Linked DNA regions of Mus musculus: region 2 is linked to region 1. Evidence: chromatin contacts called from ENCODE Hi-C or POLR2A ChIA-PET data. All regions are on one chromosome and are shown on one strand. The core of a region is the stretch at or near the end of the contact, and the rest is flanking DNA. Distances in the headings are between cores, read along the strand shown.

The links. A loop is a pair of places that touch in the nucleus more often than their neighbours do. ChIA-PET counts read pairs that join two places held with the same protein, here RNA polymerase II (POLR2A).
Region 2: a map of left cerebral cortex shows a loop between it and region 1 (7-fold over the local background). The contact joins the enhancer-like site here to the promoter of Mboat2 in region 1. A Hi-C loop is called at or near these places in 3 of 37 maps with a recorded cell type or tissue (all left cerebral cortex). POLR2A ChIA-PET finds 5 or more read pairs at or near these places in 1 of 5 experiments (embryonic stem cell).

The regions. Positions count from the first base shown.
Region 1 is chr12:24,829,113-24,834,455 of GRCm38, reverse strand. Mboat2 (membrane bound O-acyltransferase domain containing 2) reads right to left here and starts at 2,857. Exons shown (of 13, transcript NM_026037.3): 1 at 2,682-2,857. The coding sequence starts at 2,756. It overlaps 2900060N12Rik (RIKEN cDNA 2900060N12 gene), which reads left to right and starts at 3,139. Exons shown (of 3, transcript NR_166876.1): 1 at 3,139-3,636.
Region 2 is chr12:24,869,913-24,875,255 of GRCm38, reverse strand. The region is part of intron 1 of Mboat2 (membrane bound O-acyltransferase domain containing 2); the gene reads right to left. Among named protein-coding and RNA genes, the nearest start is that of Mboat2, 41 kb to the right of the region's middle. Within about 2 kb of position 2,379, at least 1 of the 3 ENCODE cell types and tissues checked has a DNase peak (open chromatin) inside an H3K27ac peak, as active enhancers do; it is left cerebral cortex, where a contact is called at or near this core.

The sequences.
Region 1 (5,343 bases), core at 1,608-4,107:
ATTCTTAGTTTCATTTTGGTACTTGCTCTGGAGTCTAAAACCCCACATCAGCAACTTATAAGGAACAGAAGCCCCGTGATATGGAGACACCTGATCTCGCCTGGGACTCACACAATTGCTCCTTTTCTTTGGCACAACTGGTCCTCAAGATGGCTCCTCTCTCAAACCACACCTCCACACATTCCTTTCTACAGACCTTCAGAATTATACTAGGAAGGAAGTCACTTGGAAAACAGGCCCTAAAGAGCAAAACGCCGGGGGGCCAGGTACTTCCTATCTTAAAGATCTCATAATCTCCCAGATACCACTATTTCATGCTTTAATTTCATTTAAAGACTACAGAGCACCACTTCAGCTACTTCAAGGTCACTCTGTAATTCTTAGCAAAGATAAAGATTCTCCAGCCTAAGGCAAGATCTCCAGTTCCTTTGCTTTGCCTGACAGCACACTTCTTCCTCCTGTTACTTCAGCAGCAAGGGCACTAGGTTCTCAGTGTGCCAAGTCAATACAATAGTAAAAAGTTCACATTTTATTACTTCCTAAAACAACTGCTTTTATAATTTCCTAATTTTTCTAAACAGTGTAAATTGGCACACACCAAGTGAACACATAGCAAGTTATAAACTTCCTGGCTTGTCTTTTTTCTTTCCTATAGAATTACATTATTTGACTACAGCCAAGTCTTAGGCTTTCTTTCAACATGGATTCAACTGTTCATGTGTTAGGAAATGTTTCTGATTGGCTTAATTCTAAAATGTCTGTCTAATTTTACAATGTTAACTACTCCAAGAGTATCATCATGAAGATTCTTTGGTATTCACAGAAATAATTATTGCTGTGAAAAGTACAGATTGTATGGATTAACCCAATATTCCTAAGACTTGCTTATCACAGAGCAAACAACTGTCTTACACAAATGGCCATATAAACTCGGGCTCTACAGACTTCAAGCGTATACCAGAAGATGCAGATTATCTAAGACACAAGAGACAAGACCTCTAGCTGATAAAGTCAGTCTTAACTCAGGTCACCTTCCCTGGATTGCTTGCTCACTTCAGTTCCACAAAGAACTTTCTCTGGACTGCTGAGATGTTTAAAGGAGCTTATTGATATTAGATTACTTTTAAAAGTTATGATCCTTTATAGAAGTTTAAAAGAATTAGCTTAATAGGGCTATGGCAGAGAGAATACACAATCATTTGCCTCACCAAAAGAATAAAAAGGTAAAGGACACACACACACACACACACACACACACACACACACACACACACGTTTCTCATTAGCAAGAAGATCCTGCCCTACCTGCACTGGTAGGCTGGGAACAACCTATTGAAGTCAGAAGTGTAACACACACCTAGAGGTCAGGTGCCATGATTCCACTTAGGAAATAGTGAGACTCCTCCACAGAACTGAGAGTATCCAAAGCCTTTGATTATTATCAACTTAATAAACAAAGACTAATTCTGTGAATTAAAGGAATCATTCCACTTGGGGCACTCTTATAATCTATTAGCATGACACACACCACAACCGCTGTGTAAGCTGTGTGGAGAACAGGTATTTCACTATTAATCGAAAAGTTATGAGAGGAATAAAGGAAAGAAGTCAGATCAGAACACTGAGCAGGACGGTTTAACCCTCCTTTGAGGTAACTCAGTATATTTTATTTTAAACAGTGAAGCACAAAGCCTGGAGCACACAGTGTTCAGCTCAGGTGTCACCTCCAGCTCAAGTCCAGAGAGGAATCTTGTGTTTTACATGCAAACCTTAAGATACCACTAGCAGCTACTCAAGCTGAGCCCATAGCCCTTGGAAGTGCAAACACCTCCAGATCAGAAATAATGTTAGGCTGAATTTCCAAAGTCAATTTCCTTCAGTACTGGAGCTAGACCAGCTATCTAACCATACCCCACCAACAACTTTCCCAGACCTTTCTCAGGACATACTTCCAAAGTTCCTTTGCTCAATAAAAATGGCGCTGCTTTCTCCATCCCAATGCTGTTTATTTCAGTAATCCTGAGGCCCTTTAAACAATCAAATTCGACTGGCCTCATTTAAATGCCAGCCTTCCCTAGTGTCAAAAGCTTCTCTGGGGGTAGGGTGAGGGGGTAGGATGGCTGCTCCTATCCACAGCTGCAACTTTTTCACCAGAAACCCTAGCATCGTGAAGTCACGTTGACTTCTCTTCATAACCTGTCTTCCCCCAAACTGTTGCCTCTCCGTCTATTGAGCCACACTTCAATGCAAACTGTCCCCAAGTGCAGAAGAGCTTAAGCCTCGTCCATCCACGCCGTGTCCTGGGCACTCGGCACCCAAACCATTCTTAGTCTCCCGATAACCCGCAGCAGTGCCAGGTCCACCGGTCCCGGGACTCCCGGGTCCGACGCCCGGTGGCCCGGCAGCGACAGCATGCACGCGCGCACGTCTGTCTAGCCCTCCCCGGCGGGCTGTCGCCGAGCCTCCGCCCGCGCCCACCCCCGCCCGGGCGGCGATGGGAGGCTGGGTGGGCACAGAGGCACCAGCCGGAGCGACAGCCGAGGGGACAAGGCCAGCCGCGCGCCCCCGCCCCGCCGGGCGCCGGGCACGGCGGTCCCGGCCCCAGCCCCCACCCTGCTCCCGCCCGGGTGGCACCGCGGCCGGCAGAGGCGGCCAGGGCACGACGCCCCGGACGCCGGTACCTGATCGATGGGCAGTTGCACGGCGTTGCTGAGGGGCTGCAGCAGGGTGGAGCCCGTGGTGCTGGTGGTGGCCATGGCCGGGCCTCGGCGCTGCGTCCGCTCGCTCCGGCCAGGCGCCGCTTGCTTGCTTGCTCGCTCTGTGCCGAGCTACGCCGAGGATGGGGATGCAGCGGCGCGCCCGCCCCTCGGCCGCCCGCGGTCGGAGCAGCCGCGCGGGGAGGGGCAGTGGGCGGAGTTAGTGGCCCCGCCCACTGCTGGGCGCCCCGCCCACCCAGCCGCGCGGCCCCCTCACGCCGCCGGGCGGCCCGATTTCCAGCAGCTTCCAGAGCCCCCTCCCCACCTCGCGCACTCGTGCGCCAGACAGCTCCGCGGTCCAATGGCGTCGCGGCGCCCCGACTCCCACAGCCAATCAGAGGACGCTGGCCTCGCCGCGCCCCTCCTCCGTGCTGAGGACCCCAGCGAGGGGCTGAGGCTCGACCATGGCTGTCGCCCGAGGGCGACCGAGAGTCAGGCTAGCTGGTGGGGGCGTGTGAGGGCGGCTTTGCCTCCGCCTCTGCTCACTTCCTTTCTCAGGAATGGTGGGCGCCGTCCCCACCCCTCACTGGCAGTGACGGTGGACAACAAAGGGGCTCGGGGTGGCGGCCAGACAAAGAGTTGCAGCGCCGGGGGAAGTTGGGAACAAAGGTAGGGGGCTGGGAGCTTCAGGGAGACGCGCTACAAGAACCCCAAAGCAGAAAGTGCCTTTGTCTCCTGGGCTGCCCAAACTTGCGGAAAGCCGGGTGGTCCTACCTCACCCGCCGCCCACCTGGGCCTGATCGGCCGCGCTGGGACGATGCCCTCACCGCGCATCCAGCTGAGAGGGAAACAGGTCGGACCTGGGCAGCGCCCGAGGGAAAGCCTGGGTAGCCAGCGGCCGGCATGTAAAGGCCCCGCCTCCTCAAAGGAAAGGCTGCTGGTAAGCATCCCTTCGTGCCTGCGAGCCTCTCTGCCAGATGTGAATTCTGCTGTGTCCACACCTCCATTCCAGGAGGGCAGTTAGTGTGTCAGCCCTACAAATGTGATCTCTTACCCTTTAAACTAGCCATGGGAACACCTGGAAAATGCCAGCATCGTCCTCTCAAAATCCAAGGATTTGGAAACTAATATTTAAAGGGGGGCGGGGGTTTAAATGTGCTGCTAACACTGCTTTTAAAGGTAGACTTATGTGAGTCCCCACAACAACCATGTGAGGCAGGTATTGTAACCACCCTCAATCTAGCAAGGAAATTGAATTCCAGAAAAATTACATAACTTAACCAAGAGCTAAATAACAGTGTGTGGGGGGGGGGGGGGCCTGAGATCCAACTAATTTAGCCCCAGTTTTGACCTCTTAAAGACAAGGCCCTCTTCATTCTCAGGTTTAACACCCACTCCAGAATAGCCATCAACTACTAGGTACAGCACTTCCTCAAGGACCACTCTAGAGGCTTCAGTAGTAAGAGCGGGCAAGTAGTGCTTCAGGAAACCTGGCTGTGGACTCAGCTCTCTCTGAAAAGGGGGTTATTGAATTTAGTTGGGATAGTCTCTTGCTGCTAATATTCTCTGGGTGAACAGCTGAGTCCTAGTAAGGTAGTCTTTTAGAGGATGGGGAGAAAATAATTGAGATCTTTCACTCTTAATATTGTGTTCCAACTAGCTGGGACCAATTAGAAATCAAACCTGTCCAATAATCTACTTCCTAAAATAGTCCCAAGTCTGGACCTCTCTATTAATATAACCTTGGATCGAGGACCTCTTTGTCTCTGTCTCCTCCCCCCCCCCCCTTTAGGGACGTGTTGAGAAAGTGTACAGGTGGCTGAACATATAAACTGAAGGGAAAAATTAAAATACCATTTTAAAACCTTAAAAAGTGGGTGTTAGAAACATATTGCAACCTAAAGTAGGCAGCATAAGATACAATCCTAGAACAAATACTGTCTACCAAAGGAATTCTGTGAGGCCAGATTATTCTTTTAGAAAAAGACAGAACATAGTTTTTATTGAGGGTGACTCCTTTAATAGAGACCTGACTCTGGTGTTAACCTGTCATCCCCTGGCCTTATTGCTTGGTGGGACAATCAGGTCACTTTAGGGTGATGTCATGGGATGAACTGTCTGCTAGGCTCTGTGTTCCTGGAGTCAGTAATGCCTATGGAGGATTAGGACTAGGACTGGAGACAGTCGGACACTTTTTAGGAGGTCTGGAACGAGACGTTGTAAAAGTTGACAGTTTATTGTGCCTTCAGCCTTGAGTGGAGATGAAGTAATTGTTGCCCGTTTTTAGATATTCTCTGAATGATTAGCATCCTTTCCTGTAGCGTTAAGTAGGTTTCTGACCCCAAGTAAAGGAGCCAGATTTTAAAAATGAAGGCAGAGGTGCCAGGCTTTCCTCCTGCTTTTGGTTTCCTTGTGTCAGCCCAAGTGAGAGATAAGTACTTTTTAGCAGAAACTGTCTTTTAGGTGCCTGTTATAACTTTATGAAATTATTTATTTTAACATCTAGAATGGGAAAGATTTGAGCCATCTGAGAAATTTTATGTCAGAGTATAGGTCAAGTATCTTGGCCTATAATAATAGCTTAGATTTTAGAGTCAGGAGATCTTGGTTTTGGTTGGGGTTTTTTTGTTTGTTTGGTTGGTTGGTT
Region 2 (5,343 bases), core at 1,130-3,629, 41 kb before region 1:
GTATGGGTGCCACCACAGGCACACACACATACCCACAAGCGCACGCATGCATGCACACACACACACACTATCTGCAACTTGCACACTGTTCAGATTCAACCAGCCATAAGTTGAAAATACCTGAATAAAATATATCTGTATTGAGCATGTAGAAACTTTCCCTTGCTATTTCCCAAAAGTCCAGGGAAGCAACTGTTCACACAGCATTGATGGTCTACTAGGTATTTCCGGTCATCTCGGGATGAATTAAATGAATGGAAGAATGTGTACTGAATGGTAGACGCTGTACACTTTATGGAAGGGACTTGAACATCCAGATTCTCCTATCTGGTGGGGTTCTAGAAACCAGCTCTCCCGACACAGAGGAAGCGCTACATCCTGCTCCAGTGACCTGATCATTTGGAAGTGGGAAATGGGAGGAAGTCAGGATGTGGTGGTTTGAATAGGTATGGCCCCCATAGTCTCATGTGTCTGAATGCTTGGCCCTTAGGAAGTGGCACTATTAGGTGGGACCCTGTTGGAATAGATGTGGCCTTGTGGAGGAAGTGTGTCAAGGTAGAGACAGGTTTGAGGCTATGTATATGCCAAGCTACTCTCCATGAGACAGTCCCCTTTTGCTGCCTTCAGATTAAGACGTAGACCTCTTGGCTCCTCCAGCCCAAAGTCTGCCTATACACTGCCATGCTCCCCACCATGATGATAATGGACTGAACCTCCAAAACTGTAAGCGAGCCTCAATTAAATGTTGTCCTTTATAAGAGCTGCCTTGGTCATGGTGTCTGTTCACAGCAATGAAACCCTAACTAAGACACAGGACGATGGGAAGGAAACCTTCTCAGCTAGTTTAGCACTGAGTCACTAACCTCACTCACACAGTTCGAGAAGCCTTTTTTATCTGCTGCACAGAAAAAGACTTACAAAAGCCTTTGCTTGAGACGTACCAAAGAAGTTATCTTTAAAGTGCTTGTCTTCATCAGCATGCAAAGGACAAACTTTGAGGACCTTGTCCCACTTCCAAGTACTAGTGACAACACTGACTAAAGGACATTCAAAGAAAGTATTAATGTCCCAAAATAAAAAGTGATTAGGAATTTTATAAGTTTTTCCAAAGAGAAACCGCAGACGTTATAAAAGAAAAGATTGCCTTTTTTTTTAAATTATATAAGGTCTTAAGACTATTTAACAGGGGAAAGGAGGCGAAGAATAAGTGTGGGAAAATACTGCAACACCACAGAAAAGAAAGTCTCTACACAAGAACACTGGACGGCACAGCAAAGACATTTTATAAATGTCAATGTCCAATGGAACTGAAAACGTCTCTCCATCAGTGAGACACTGTCTCCCAACTCTTATGGAGGGAGGTTGGAAGCAGGAGTGGTAGTACTACTTCAGGGCCAGAACAACCATGGTCAGAGCTGCCTTTTTATCTGCCATGTCCCAGAAATGATGAGGAGCAAAGGTTTCTGTGCCAACCCATGTCCAGCCATGGAGGGATAAGGAAATGATGTTTGATACTGGTCTTAGGGATGGAAGAAACGATGCTCTTTGCACCTCTTAGGAATGGCTTGTTACTGCGCAAACCCTAGCTTATCCTGACTAGATGTAAAAATTAGCACCTACAATGTAAACAAATATACCTTATCTAATCCAAATAATAATTTAGCAATGCTAATTTATAAATAAAATGGATTTCATTTTAATTTATTTTAATATTTATTTCCTATATAAAAACTTGAAGCTCCTATGCAACAAAAACAACACACTAAGTAACAATGGAAAAAAGTATGCATCTCTATAAGGCACATGACAAAGGGTCAGTCTATATTAAAATACACTCCTACCAGCCACCCAGGCAGTGAGACAGGAGGAGAGTCAAGATCGGGGTAGACCGGGCTTCATAGTGAGACTGTCTCAAAAAAAAAAAAAAATGTATACCAAAAACTCTTACAGGATAATAGAAAGAAAAAGTCACACAAAAGAAGAATGTAGCATACAAGTCACAAAAATAAAGCACAAATTGGATATAATTAAATGTTTTTAATGTGGTTAAAAAGACATACGTCATTTGCCTTTTTTTTTTTTTTTGACATGGGAGATGATCAGCAAGCTGCATTATAAGTAAGAAATACAAGTTAGAGAGTAAGAGCCAAGCAGTCTTGCATACGCACGCATTCACTAAACACATGCCTCTACTGACACAAGCCCGCTGTGTAGCACAGGCTAACGTTACTGTCATCCCCATAGAGTCTCTGTATATCTATCTGACTGGGCTTAGTGGCGGTAGCTCAGCCACCAGCAGGGTGAGCACCAGGCGCTCCTACGCCAGAGCCTGTGGTACCAACCATAGGCTCCTCTGACTCCATATGCTGCAGCCTAGAAAAACTAGACAGCAAGGCATTAGATGAAAGAAGGAACAAAGAAAGACTTGAAACGCCCCTGTGTGTGCAAGCTTATGCCCGGAATGGAGTCTCCTGGGCAAACTACTCCTTCCCAACCCTGTCTCCTCCGTTCGTCACAAGACATCCAACCAGTCTAAAAATGTCTGTAGTACTCCCCTGGGTTTTCACACCTTTATGCATTTTCTATACTGTACCACTGGGAATGTCTGACTTTCTAAATGGTAAAAATGCCTAAGCTCCTGCCGTTAGCTACTCCTAACACTTCGTTTCTGGTGAGACACACACTTCACCTTGCTTACTGGCCTGTTGCACACTGTTGTGTTGCGTGACTATGTGGGTGTAGACTCGCAGGTAAACATGTTCCACTGAACTGCAGACACTAAATTGCTCTCCTAAGCAGCTTGGGCCTGCTCAGGCGCCCACTCAGCAGCGAGTGCCACCGTTCCACATGCCTGGCAACATCTGGTACTGCCAGACTTCACATTTTTGCCGAGTTAGAGAACAGGAGATTTTTATCTCACTACTTTTTTTTTAAATGCCATATTTTTAATAGATCTGTTGGGCATTAAACTTATACTTGATATCCTTTTCATATTTTTCTAGTAGGTTTAATTTTCCTTGTGACTAAGAAGTCTTTATTTGAATCCACTGTTTTACAGACAGCATCTGTCAGTCTGTGGCTGGCCTTTTATCTGTATCTCTGGTTCTTCTATAATAGTGGTTTCCTCCACGGCATTTGTGCACCTTGGCTTTGGGCAGTAGCTGCACTGCCTGAATATGTGATGTGTACCTGTGCATGCGTTGGTTTCTTTTTTAAGAGAAAAACCAGAAAATAGCTGATGAATCAAAAAATAAGTTGCAGAATGAGAGAAACCACTGGGCATTAATATGTTGTTTCCTACGTTAACCGCCTTGACCTCCCAGAGCCAGCAGGCCGATTCTAAGGAGAATATCTTACTGCATTCACATCTGAGTTTTCCTGAGTGACATGCCCACTCTAAAATGCCAGCAAACATGACAGATTCATAACCTTCCTCATTTCCTCATAGGCTGTCGTCACATCCTGTTTGGACAACAGACTGCATTTGCTCTTTCCGAGCTTTAAACTTTATTTTACTAGGTCAGGTGGAGGGGTCCCCAGGTGTTCCCGATGGATAACAAACAAGGCACTCAGCACAGCGGTTTCTAACCTGCCTACACTTTCATAGCCAAGAGCCACGTGTGGCCACAAGTGCTTGTCTGTGGCCACTCTTTGAATTGAGATGGGCCTTAAGTGCAAATATGCACCAACTTCAAAGGTTTAGTGTGAGCAATTTCTCTAATGCAAGTATCTAGTTAGTTTTATAACCAGGAAAAGTGCCGTATGCCTGCAGTTCCAGCACTTAGGAGACTGGGGCAGAAAGATTTCTTGAATCCAGGGAGTTCAACGGTAGCTTGGGTAACGTGATGAGATCCTGTTCCAACAGAACACTAATAACTGTATACAGAACACACTGAAATAATGCTTGGAACATGCTTGTTACAAAGGAGATCACTAATGCCAACTGACTTCAATAGGCTGCCCTGTTCTAATGCTACTCTGCAATAGTAGGTGTTGTATAATACACGTTCTCGGTCCCTCCACATGAACAGTATTTGTGAGTCTCTGAGCTGAGGAGGAGAATGAAAGGAGTGAGGCAGACAGCTAAGGGTCAAAGGTTAAGGGTGCTCCGCAGGCTCCAATGACAGAGCGTCTTCAGCTTCAGGGATGCTGTGCTCAGCTCCATCTGGTAGACAGTGCACAACCACCCACTGGAAAGTTAAAGAAACTCTTGGCTACCACTGTGCTAGAAATGAGACTGAATTTTTTTTTTATGGCTTCTCTGGGTAAAACTCACAGGCAGCTAACTATAAAACAAATGTCCTTTCTAGCCAACACAACCTGCTGCAGATCAACCTCAAATACAAACAGAAATGACGGGGCCCAGATATAAAGAATCATGTTTTAAATCTTTATGAGTGGATACTAGCTAAGCCCTAAATAAGACCTTATTACACACCCATTGTATAAGCCAGTCCTTAATGCTGGTAGTATTAAGTATAGACTTCAGTGTCTGAGTAATGGGATTTCTTACACAAGGCCAACATCAACTTAAGAAAACTATTTGGCATTTTCTTATAGACTTGAAGACAGTCCACATGCAGCCAACCACTCCACTACTTATAAGGAGAACATGAGCACTGATTGAAATATAGACAACATGTTCAAACACGATATTGTTCATAATGGCCACATCCAAAAAGAATTAAAAATAAATAAATAAACAAGAAAACCTTCTATGGCAAAATGAACAAGCATACTGTGATATATTCATCCAATGAAACACTTGACAGAACAATGGAAGTAACAGAATAGTCCCTTAAAGAGGCAGGGACAGGACCATGCACTGAAATCAACATATTCTGCTGGGCGAGAGCAGCCACACAGCTCTTGAGCCCACTCAGAACACATACATATATAAACATATAACCATAGCTCACTAAAGATTCCAAAATGCAAGCAATAATCCACATTGGCTGAGGACATCCATGTAAGTGATACCAGTGTAGCAAATATGAAAGTGACTGTCACTGAGGTTACCTAAGTGCTTATCTATGATAGGAGGGAACAGGTTACAAACAGGAGACATTAGATACTGGTCATATTTTTTAATTTATGTATTAGTAATGGTTATACTAGGTGATATAGTAAATAGACATAAAAAGTATATAACAGCTGCCACAAGACAGAGGGTCACATGACAGCCCAAAGCTGCTCTGCCTTGCTGTGATTTAAAGAGCCTGGCTCCCGCTGCTCTGTGGCCCCATCATCCCTGGAGCATCCAGGTATCTGGAGGGAGCCATCAAAGCATGAGACAATCACTGGAGATGGACCACAGTTCCCTGTAGCTGATATTTACAGACC